Regions from separate parts of the Homo sapiens genome. Here region 1 is linked to region 2. Evidence: chromatin contacts called from ENCODE Hi-C or POLR2A ChIA-PET data. All regions are on one chromosome and are shown on one strand. Each heading gives the region's core, a stretch centred on a gene start or an enhancer-like site at or near the end of the contact. The rest is flanking DNA. Distances are from core to core; before and after follow the strand shown.

The links. Hi-C counts contacts between places; a loop is a spot of excess contacts on that map. ChIA-PET counts read pairs that join two places held with the same protein, here RNA polymerase II (POLR2A). Pooled maps may share reads with other maps.
Region 1: a loop to region 2 is called in a map of naive thymus-derived CD4-positive, alpha-beta T cell, with 6 times the contacts of the local background. The contact joins the promoter of PCDHGB7 here to the promoter of PCDH1 in region 2. A Hi-C loop is called at or near these places in 1 of 168 maps with a recorded cell type or tissue (naive thymus-derived CD4-positive, alpha-beta T cell) and 7 of 50 pooled maps. POLR2A ChIA-PET finds 5 or more read pairs at or near these places in 1 of 52 experiments (B cell).

Annotation. Positions count from the first base shown.
Region 1 is chr5:141,415,779-141,419,573 of GRCh38, reverse strand. PCDHGB7 (protocadherin gamma subfamily B, 7) reads right to left here and starts at 1,897. Exons shown (of 4, transcript NM_018927.4): 1 at 1-1,897. The coding sequence starts at 1,714. All of the region lies in intron 1 of PCDHGA1 (protocadherin gamma subfamily A, 1), which reads right to left. The region is part of intron 1 of PCDHGA2 (protocadherin gamma subfamily A, 2); the gene reads right to left. All of the region lies in intron 1 of PCDHGA3 (protocadherin gamma subfamily A, 3), which reads right to left. It also overlaps PCDHGB1, PCDHGA4, PCDHGB2, PCDHGA5, PCDHGB3 and PCDHGA6, and 8 more genes.
Region 2 is chr5:141,876,222-141,883,048 of GRCh38, reverse strand. PCDH1 (protocadherin 1) reads left to right here and starts at 4,639. Exons shown (of 5, transcript NM_032420.5): 1 at 4,639-4,826. The coding sequence starts at 4,787. RefSeq lists enhancers at 1-611, 4,641-5,390, 5,657-6,341.

The DNA.
Region 1 (3,795 bases), core at 648-3,147, 460 kb after region 2:
AGCCGTCGGGACCCAGCGCAGGGTACAGCACCCGCGGTGCGTTGTCGTTACGGTCGCCCACCAACACGCGCAGGCTCACATTGGCGCTGAGCGCGGGCGAGCCCTGGTCGCGGGCCTGCAGCGTGAGCTCGAAGGTGCGCAGCTGCTCGTGGTCGAAGGCGCGCTGCGCGAACACCACCCCGCTCTGCGCGCTCACGGACACGTAGGACGACAGCGTTCGTGACTCCAGGTCGCTGGCAATGAGAGAGTAGGAGACACGGCCGTTGAGCCCGAAGTCTGGGTCAGAGGCACTGACTTGCGCTATGGAGGCACCCGGCTGGTTGTTTTCTGGCACGTGGACCAGGTAGGCTGACTGTCCGAAAACCGGCGCGTTGTCATTGACGTCAGTAATGTGCAGGGTTATGGTTTTGCTGGAGGATAACGGAGGCTTGCCCCTGTCTGTGGCTGCGATGGTGACGTTGTACTCTGGGGTCTGCTCCCGATCCAGGGCCTCATCTGTTACTAGCTTGTAGTAATTATTAGAAGAAGAATGAATCTTAAATGGAACACCTCTACTTAAGCTACACCTGACTTCCCCATTTTCCCCTGAGTCTTGGTCCCGTGTTTTGAAGAGGGCAACAACCACTCCTGGAGGGGAATCCTCCATAATCTGATCAGAGAGTGACGTGATGATTATTTCTGGGCTGTTGTCGTTTTCGTCTACAACTTCTACAATTACTTTACACCGTGTTGAGAGAGATCCTCGGTCTTTTGCTTCTATGTTTATCGTATATCTTTCTACTTCTTCAAAATCCAAAGGCTGCTGAGTTAGAATGTTTCCTGTAGTGTAATCCAGAGAGAACACGTGCTGAGCTTTGTCAGCCACACCAAAGAAGGAATAAGTGATCTCTGAGTTGATGCCCTCGTCCTGGTCAGTGGCCTTCACTCTCAGGATGGAGGTGCCTGGAGGCACGTCTTCCCGAAGGCTAACCCTGTACACGTCCTGGCTGAACACTGGGGGGTTGTCATTGGCATCTATTACCAGGATTCTTATCTGAGCAGTACCGCTTCGGGGAGGGTCCCCACCATCTAAGGCGGTCAGTACCAAGTGGTGAGCGCTCTGCGTTTCTCGGTCCAGAGTCTTCTGCAATACTAATTCTGGATATTTGCCACCATCAGGATTGTCTTTCTCCACCAATGAGAAATACTCGTTAGGACTTAGTTGGTATTTGCTCAGCGAATTCATACTAATATCAGGATCTTCTGCAGACTCAAGAATTGTTCCCATCCCCAGGCTGACGGATTCACTGATTTCTAAGTTTATTTCATCTTTCCGGAATTGAGGGGCGTGGTCATTAACATCCTCAATCACCACAATGACATGAAAAATATTTAAAGGATTTTCCACCACAGCTTCCAATTGCAACTCACATCTTCTTCTCTCTTTGCATATTTGCTCACGGTCTATTCGGTCCTTCACAAGTAAGTCCCCGCTCTGCGCGTCTACGCTGAAGTGCAGCTTCTCCGCGCTCACTCGCAGCTCGCGAGCCGACACATCCAGGACACTAAGCCCTAGATCCTTAGCGAGGTTCCCCACCACCGAGCCCTTGGCCAGCTCCTCCGGAATCGAGTAGCGGATCGGCTCACACAGCGTGGGGTAGAACAAAGGCAGCAGCAAAGGAAATAGTACCTGCCGCGGGCCGGCCCGGCGCCTCTGCGCGCAGCTCCCTCCCATCGTTCGCTCGGGTTCTCGCTGGGTCCCCGCTTTTCCAGTTGGAGAAAGTGCACTCTACCGCGCTAAAAGAGCATTCGGCCCAGGACAGGAGGAGTCCCGGGTCTCGGAGCTGGCAATCTGGTGTGCTGGGCAAGGTCTGCGCAGCCGGGAGCCTCTGTGTGGGAGCTGGTTTTCTTTTCTGTTGTTGGCTGCGCAGGGAATCCCAGGCTAGAGGCTGAGGGATCCCCGGCGTCAGCGCTTGCTCTGCACTGGCCGACGGCGGCGCCCAGAGGCTCTGTGTGGGACTGCAACTTGACTTTTCTCTACCTCTTTCAAGGAATTTTTTTTAAACTACGAGTTGACAGCCAAAATATTTTAATCTTTTTCCTCAGTGATTCCTTTTACATCAGGAAATATATTTCCACTTGGTCATAACTATCATATCTTTTTATTTACTGAATTTACATATATCTTGAATAAATGAATATTTTTTCTTCAAAATTTAAAAAGGCACAAAATAATATAGCATGAAGGTTTATAGGTCTCCTATCCCACGGCCCATTGCTATCCAATTCCTCCATCCAGAGGCAGTCATTCTTGTTCCTTTTAAGAGTAATTATCTATGAAGCTGGAAGTACTGAAGATAAGCAACAAATTTTTTTGTCTTCAATTCTAGCCTATATTCACCCAGAAAGTAATAATTCCTTATTTCATACTTAAGTACTGGAATGCAACCATTGCCCTAGTCATTACCATCATCCAGGGTGTCCTGTATTGCTTTTAAATAATTATAATCAAAATATTTTCTCACAATAGCTACAATGTCAAGAGCAGTTTTTTTTAAAAAAAAAACCTGTATTTTTCAAAATAATAGAATTATTTGAGATGAATGCACAATAATTTTGACTCTCATTAACACAAATATAAAATAATAGTTTCAATGGTTTAATAGTTAATAACTATGACCCTAAAGAGTGTGCTTTCCTTCCACAGACCTATCATTCAACAAATGTTGACTGACCTGAAAAAAATCATGGAATTATAAGGGTCTTGAGAAACTTCGGAATGCTTTTTGACTTTATACTACCACATTTAGTAGAATACTAGTAATAAAATTAAGAGATCTACCTAATACGTCACTATTTTCATTGAACTAAATGAACTCATCAGTACCTCCAATGATCCTTTGTTTATATAATTTCCCTTCGTTGCATATATTCTTTTCTTTTTTACAGCTGTGGTTGGTGTTTATATTCTGATCTGCAGAAATGGCATTTCTTTCTTGACTCTAAGTTTATTTTGCCTCTCAATTTCAGAGTTTTCAGAGTTTCAGGTGTTTGCCTCCTTATACATTAAAGAGCCACTGAAATAGCTTTGTCATATATCTCTTGCTCCTGTTCTCGGGAACATGTACAAATTTATCTGTCTTCCCAACCCATATTTACTTTCAGCCTTAGTCACTAGAAAATTTAACAAAAAAGACAAAAGCAGAATCCCAAATATTCTTAATTTCACCCTCTATAGCCTCCTCAGGATCCCTATTGAGCAATGAAAGTTAAATTAAAATGCTATATCTTCCACATAGCAGTGTGAAATTAGAGAATTGTATGCAAAAAGGATACTGCAGTGTTATCAGTTATAAATAGGGCTGGAAAAATCTAAGCATACATTGTTATAAATAAATTGTTAATTCAATATTAATGAAAAACTTAGTATATTCAACTGCAACTATCACCACAAAGTATAGATTGAAAAATATATAAAATGTAGTTTGAAAAAGGCCTATTGCCCTTCTCCTTGGGAAGAACTGCATTGAGTATTCTTGGATTTGGGTTGTGTTTCCAGAGGTGATTTCTTTCTGATACTTACCTATTCTTACCAGACCTGCCTTCAGAACAAGAGGGTTGCTTAAGGGGCTGGAGTTTCAATATGTGACCACCCAGGAGGAAATATAAATTGACAGGCACTTCTGTATGGAAGTCTGTCTTAGGAATTGTCAATATTGTACTCAACAACACTATAAACTACAAGGTTCTGCAAAGCTAATCATAACAAAGCCTTATGATATATAGGCCTTGATTGAGACTAGGTGAATTTTACCA
Region 2 (6,827 bases), core at 3,390-5,889:
CCCACTACCTGTGGCAGGGAAGGGGAGATTCTGTGCCCCTTCCTCAGGAGGCAGCAAAGCCAGCTACCAAGCTTTTGCTACCTCTTCCCCCCACTCCACGCTCCATCCCGCCTGGTTCCCCAAATCGGGGTCCCACCCTCAGTTTGCATGGGGCAGCTCCCCGTTTCTCTCGGTCCTTTCATCGGGGGCTGTCCCTAAGGCTTGGTCCCTCCTTCCTGCTCCTGTCTCCCCTCCGATTCTTGCACTGCACAGCCTACCCAGTTTCTATGGAAACAGGCTGGGAAGGCACTGCCAGGAGGCCAAGGCCACTACAGCTCTTGGGGGGAGGGGAAGATAGAAATGGAAAGAGAGACGCAGGAGGCGAGTTCTGGCCATTCCCGGAAGCGGGTGGAGATCTGTTGGGAGTGAGCCTTCACTGCCAGAGGGGTGGGGCAGAAGGAGAGGTGTGATTAAGTGATGTGACTGAGACAGAGTTGAGGGGCTCCTCCTCATTCCCCCAATTCCCAGTGCTCCAGACATCTAGACAAGCCTCCTCAGAGGGGAAAGTGGTGGATGAAGAAGGAAAAGAGACAGGTAGTACCAAGAGCTCTGCCCATTTCTAACTTATGTGAGGCTCTATCCTTTTACCCCTCCTGGGGACATGCCCACTTGAGAGGAGGTCTCCAGGGAACTAGAAGGCTCCCAAGAAGTGGGAGGGAAAATTGGAGTGCGGTGTGAGTGGTCAGGGATGTTCAGGAATCTCCCCTAGGAAGGTGAGCTAGAGGTGGGCAGAGGCCTCGGAATGTCAGCTACTTTTATGGTACCCCTCTCTGGCACCTCCACTGAGGAGTTGGTAGGGGGCTGGAGACTGTCAGCTTCCTCCCCTCTGTTCATCCCATCAGAACGTTGGGCTATGAGAAAACAAAAGTGGCCTAGTGGGGGTTGGGTGCACAGAAAGGGAGATAAGCCTAAGGCAAGAAGGGCCAGAAGAGGGGTGGGTGAATGAGTGAGTGCGGATGCTTGTGGCTAGGGCAGGGAGGGAGCTTCTTAGAAGCTTCATCTGCCAGCTCCTGGGAAGTGATCCCCAGCCCTCACCCTCTCCCGATGCTCCCACCTCAGGCAAAGCTGCCCCTTGGACAGGAACTATTGGAAATCTCAGAGTCCTGGGAGATTGTGCTGTGGGGGATTCCTTGGAAAGGGGCCTTCTAGGTTATCAGAACGTTCAGCAAAGCTTCCCTGGGGGAGAGGGGTAGTGAAACAGGTACCCTGGAGCCTAGGGTTTCCTGGATCTGAGCCATCGGCTCTCCCTGACCATAGTCCCCAGAACAGTCGTCTTGGTGTTTGCTTATTTTGGTTATTTTTTGATCAGATATTTTGGCACTGAGCACACTGCCTCCTGTTGCCATGGCAGCCGTGACAGGGGCTGAGGCACCGTGAGAAAAATACCAAAATTAATGAGTGAGCGAAAGTGCAGCCGAGAGAAAAACAAGGTTAAAAAAAGAGTTAAAACAGTAATGAAAACAGGCTTTCCAGCTCCACAGCAGAGCAGCTGCTGAGGCCTCCCCAGAGCAGCAGCCCCCACCCAGCCTAGAGCTCCTGGCATCTCCCAGACCTCAAGGCAGGACTCACTTGGCTTCCCCCACCCAGCTCGTCACTGACCCAGCAACAGCCACTTGGGGACCACCCTATGCACAACAGTAGATCAGCTCCAACAGTACATCAGCTTCCATCTCAGGTAGTATCCTGCCTCCCAGAACAGCTTGTCATCTCCTAAACAATAGAGTCTCAGCCACAGCCCCCACACAACAATGGTCCAGCAAAATTACCAGGAAATGGCCTCCTAGCTACACCCAAGCTTTAAAGTTATAGCTGCAGGCATCCCAGCTAGAGTCCAGCACACAGTAACAGCCCAACCACAATTCTGAGCAACAGCATCTTAGCTATAGCCAATCCCCAGTATGCTGTCATCACAGCTACAGCTCCAGGACCAATAGCAGCTCAGCTACAGTCCTATACACAACAGTAGCTCTGCTCCTATCCCAGGTAACAGCCTGTCTCCCAGGTACAGGCTCCTCGCAACAGCCTCTCATCTCCTAGGACCTAGGCAATGGATCCAGTTACAGTCCCATCTACATCATATTAACAGGGAACAGCTTCTCAGCTACAGCCAGTCTCAGGTGTGCCAGCCTCATATCTATAGCTTCAGGCCCAACAGCTTATCAGTTACAGTTCTCCCTCAACATGCACACACACACCCATATACACACAGCTTGGCGATAGTTTCTCAGGTAATCTTATTGGCTATAGCCTAGGCACACCAGCATCAGAGCACTGCAACAGTGTCCTAAGTACAATCAGAGGCAGCAGCCTTGGTGTTACAGTTCCAGGCCCTACAGCATCCTAGTTCACTTAGCCACAGCCCATCCCAGGTACACGGATATCACAGCAAGCACCCCAACCATTCCCATACCCAGCATCACCCTGGTTCCAATCCCTGGCCACAGTCTCAGCTGGAACTCAGGCACCATCAGTTTCAGGAGCCTCCCCCAGTGCTTCACTTGCCAAGCAGGTCCTCCTCCCACTTTGGTACAGGGCCAGAAGTCTGACTTCTCTCCTCTTCAAATGCCACCTCCCTTGCTCCCCAACCATCCTCCCAGTCCCTGCTTGCTCACCTGCCCTCTTTCCTGGGGAAAAAAGGCCCCAATTCTCATATCTACATTGTCCCTGACTCAGGGGCACAGAGCCCAGCCTGGCAGCTGGGGTAGGAGGGGCTGGGGAGCAGGGAGAAGAGTAGGCACACCCTGGTGCTGCTGCTGTGGCCCAGTTCTGCTCCTACCACTTGGTGCAGAATTTGAGTTTGATGGTGGTGGAGCAGGGAGGATGGAGGCGAACATCTGGGAGATTAGCATTTCCTGCCCAGCTCTGCGGCTGCTGATCCTGCTCAGCCCTGAGCAAGGGAGGAGAACAGAGGAGCCTTTGAATGGCTCCCAGCAAGCAGACTGGGGAGGGTTTGCTGCATTGGGCAGCGGGCACACGCTGGGGGCAGGGAGACCGGGGCAGCTCTTCTGTGGAAGATTTCTTCTCTCTGGGCCACTGATTCCCTCCTCGGAGCTGTGCTCAATGATGTGGAGAGTATGAGCTTTCTAGAGACAGAAAGAAGCTACTTACAGAACAGACCCACCCCCCTCTTTCACCAGATTACCCCATCTCCCATCTAGAGCCCTGCCCCTGGGCTCCTGGGGCTGAGGGATAGAGCAGAGCCCAGGTCAGAAAAGGAGTCCAGTTAAGCAGGGCTGCTCTGGGAGAGATCTTGGACAGACTTTGCTTGCCCTCTTAGCTAACCAGAGATTCCACTTTTACCCTGAAGAGCATCCCACCGAGAGAGGCCAGAGCTGAGAAGAGAAGGAAGTAGAAGAAAGAGGAAAGGCACAGAAGAGTGGTAGGAACAGGAAAATGGGGAAGGACAGAGATGGGGAGTCAGAGGCTATGGCAAAAAGAGGCCCAACAACTGGTCATCCCATAACAAGAGCCTTTCCTCACCCAGCACTAGGCCTGGCTAGGGATAACCTTCCTCATTCTTTTGACCTAGAACACTCTGCCTGGGCCTGCAGGCGAAGAAGGCAGGAGGTCCTGTTGAACTGGGACACTTGGTAGCCTGGGTTACCAAACCGCAAGCGCAGGAGAGGGAGTTCCCAAGCTACTCAGAGACCTCTAGATGGCGCCAGAGAGCCAGAGCTGAATGGGAGAAACCGAGTATTGGAGTGTGTGAGACACTGCGTGTGACACCGTGTGTGATTTGGTGTGAGTGTGATAGGGAGCGTGTGGCACTGCGAGGGCGTGTGACACAGGCCGTGACACTGCGCGGCCTCGCGGGGCAGGGACCCGGTGACTGTATAATGTAAGTCACTGGCAAATACGTGTGGCCGCAGCACTACGCCGTGCAGAGGGCAGGTGATCAGGGGACCCTCGAATAGCCTAAGCTCAGGAGCAGCACTTCGTCTTCACGCTTGTGTATCTTCCCCATCCTCACTCTAGAGCCCCCGGGTCCCATTAGCCTCCTCCTCCCACGGTCCCCTCCATAGCCCCACCCCCACGGCTTGCTGCGGCCACCGAGGCTGACCGCTCTGCGGCTTCGGCCGGAGGGGGAGGGGTGGACTTTCCCCGAGCGCAGCGGGAAGGGAGGGCCACACAGGGCGATCGGGGATCTGGGCGGGAAGAGGGTGGATATGGAGGAGCAGGTGCCCAGGGAAGAAGGCGCTGTGGGAGACACTTCCCTTGCCTCGACTTCCCAGGGGGCAGACAGAGCTGGGGACAGGTGTTTGAGTAGGGTAAGGAGGGGAATCCAGGAGCGGTCCTAGATGGAGGCTTGGGTGGGATAAGTGTAAGGTGAAGCTCAGAGGAGGGCACGGCCTGTGTACTGGGCCTCGGGCAGTGAAGAGATGGCAGAGGGAGGGGTCCAGGCTTTGGGGAGCGGTGCTCGGGGTCCCCTCCCAGCCGGACCGGAGCGGTCCCGAGCTCCACCTCCCGGCCGGAGGGGGGGCGGGGAGGCGGGCGGGCCGGGAGGGAGGGGGGAGGGAGGGGGCGGGCCGGGCTGTGCGCTCCGCTCTCTGCTGGCTCCGCCGCCGCCGCCGCCGCCGCCGCCGCCGCCGCCGCCGCCTCACACACTCGGGGAGCGGGAGCGCGGCGCGGACGCAAAGCCGCCGGGCTGCTGCGCCCAGAGCCAGCCGGAGCCGGAGCCGGAGCCCGAACTGCAGCTCCAGCCCCAGCCGTGCGGAGCCGCAGCCCAGGCCGGGGCCGGCGGCGGCTCATGGACAGCGGGGCGGGCGGCCGGCGCTGCCCGGAGGCGGGTAAGGATCCGGCGGCGGTGGAGGCAGCAGCGGCTTGGGGCCCGAAGCGGTCATGGCCGGCGGGAGCTGAGGGAGGGGCGCTCGGCGGAGCGAGGCCGCGGGGGCCCAACACGAGCTCGGCGCGAGGGGGCTGAGGTGGGGGCTGCTGGGAGCCCATAGCAGGGGATGCGGCTGAGGGATTCCGTCCTCCCAGGTCCGCGGCGAGAAGCCGAGGGAGGGGAGGGGGTGCTGAGCAGAACCCTAGTCCCCGCGTCCCAAACCTGGGCGCGCTCGGAGAGACGGGGATAAGGAGACTCCAGGAGCGCGCGGCGTGGAGGATGGGTTTGGGGAAGCGCGCGGCCCCCAGTTTGGTGGGGGTCTCCCGGAGGACGGAGCAAGCAAGGACCGTTGTCCACAACACATACATACACACTTGTTGGGCAACTACCTCGGCTCACTCAGCCGCTTCCAGCTTCTCGCGGGCACCCAGAGGGCCAGACCGTGGACATATATACACACATACATACATCCCTGCATATGTGCACACAGACATACCTCCCGCACACCAGCGCCCACTGGGGCACCGTCGCCAGCTCAGAATCCGCTTCAGTGTCTGCACGATCAGCAGCACCGACACACAACCCGTGGCTTTACAGAGCAATAACACAACCGGGTGTGACACCCCGCGACGTGGACACACAAACACAATCTCGTGCCCTCATGTACGAGTGTCACAGCCACAGTTCACTAGATGAACCCTCAAAACCTAGCCACCCCCCACATTCCTTTAAGGAACACACCCTAGCATATATCATCTTACCCACTTCTTGGCCAGAACATAGGTACACAGCACAGGTCTCCTTGCACCCCTCTACTGCACCCACACAAACACACAACCCAGTATCTCAGCACACGCTTGATGGCACACACTCTAACACAGGAATTGGCACCTACAGCAGCGCCTCACGGTCACAAACACAGAATCCACTGCTTCACCCATCTTAACACTGGGTGTCACACACACCTTAAACCAACAGTGTCACATTACATTACACCCTGCAGCGCATACACACAAACACACACACTCCGTTCCTCTCTCTCGGAGTCCAGATTCAGGCAGGAGAAGCCGCCGGGGTCGTTCGGCGAGCCCCAAGCGCCCCGCCACGTTAATCGCGACATTATTATTGTAAATATCGGCACAGCGGGAAGGCTGGGCCGGCCTGCCGGCTTCCCAGTCGGCGCCTCCCCAACCCCCACTCCCGGGCCGAACCGGCTGGTGTTCCGGGAACAAGCTGGACCTGGCTGGCCAAGCCATCCCGCCTCCCCGGAGCTCTGGGGCCCCAGGTTCCTTTGTAGAGGGTGCTAGCCTGGGACGGTGATTGCGACCCTCTTCCAGCCATTTAGCTGAGTTTTCTGAGCCACCTGGGTCTCCAGCACACCTGGGTCCCACACACCTTGGTGGGTCCCGCACACCTGGGTTCGTCTCACACCTGAGCGCCCCCTCCGCCTGGTCCCCGCTGTAGGCCAGTGTGTGCGCGGGCAGGCCCTGGAGCCAGAACGGAGATCGCGGCAGGCATAGGAGCAGAATTTGTAGGCGAGGTGGTCTCGCACCCCTTCCCCCCAGCTACCCTCTGTAAGTCAGAATTCTGGCCTCAGTTTCCCCAACAGTGGTCGGCTACTATTTCTTCTGCCAGGAAAGACTGGGGGCGGCACTGAGGCCTTGGAGGATTGAGCGTAGGGCAAAAAACCCCCTCTGCTCGCCACGAGAGGGTCGGTTTTATGAGAATGTCCCCGCCTAGCCGGGTTCGCGGCTTTGTGATTCCGGCGCCGGCTCCCTCCCCGCCCCCTCCTGGCGCCCGCTGCGCCGCTCGCGCCGGCTCCGGCTTGCGGGGGACCCTAGGCCGAGGCCGGAGATGCCGGGGAGGAGGGATTCCCCGCGGTGGCCTGGGTGCGGGGGGCGCAAGGGCTCCCCCCACTAGCCGAAGCGCGTTCTCACCACGCCGCGCCCTAGCCTTGCCTTGG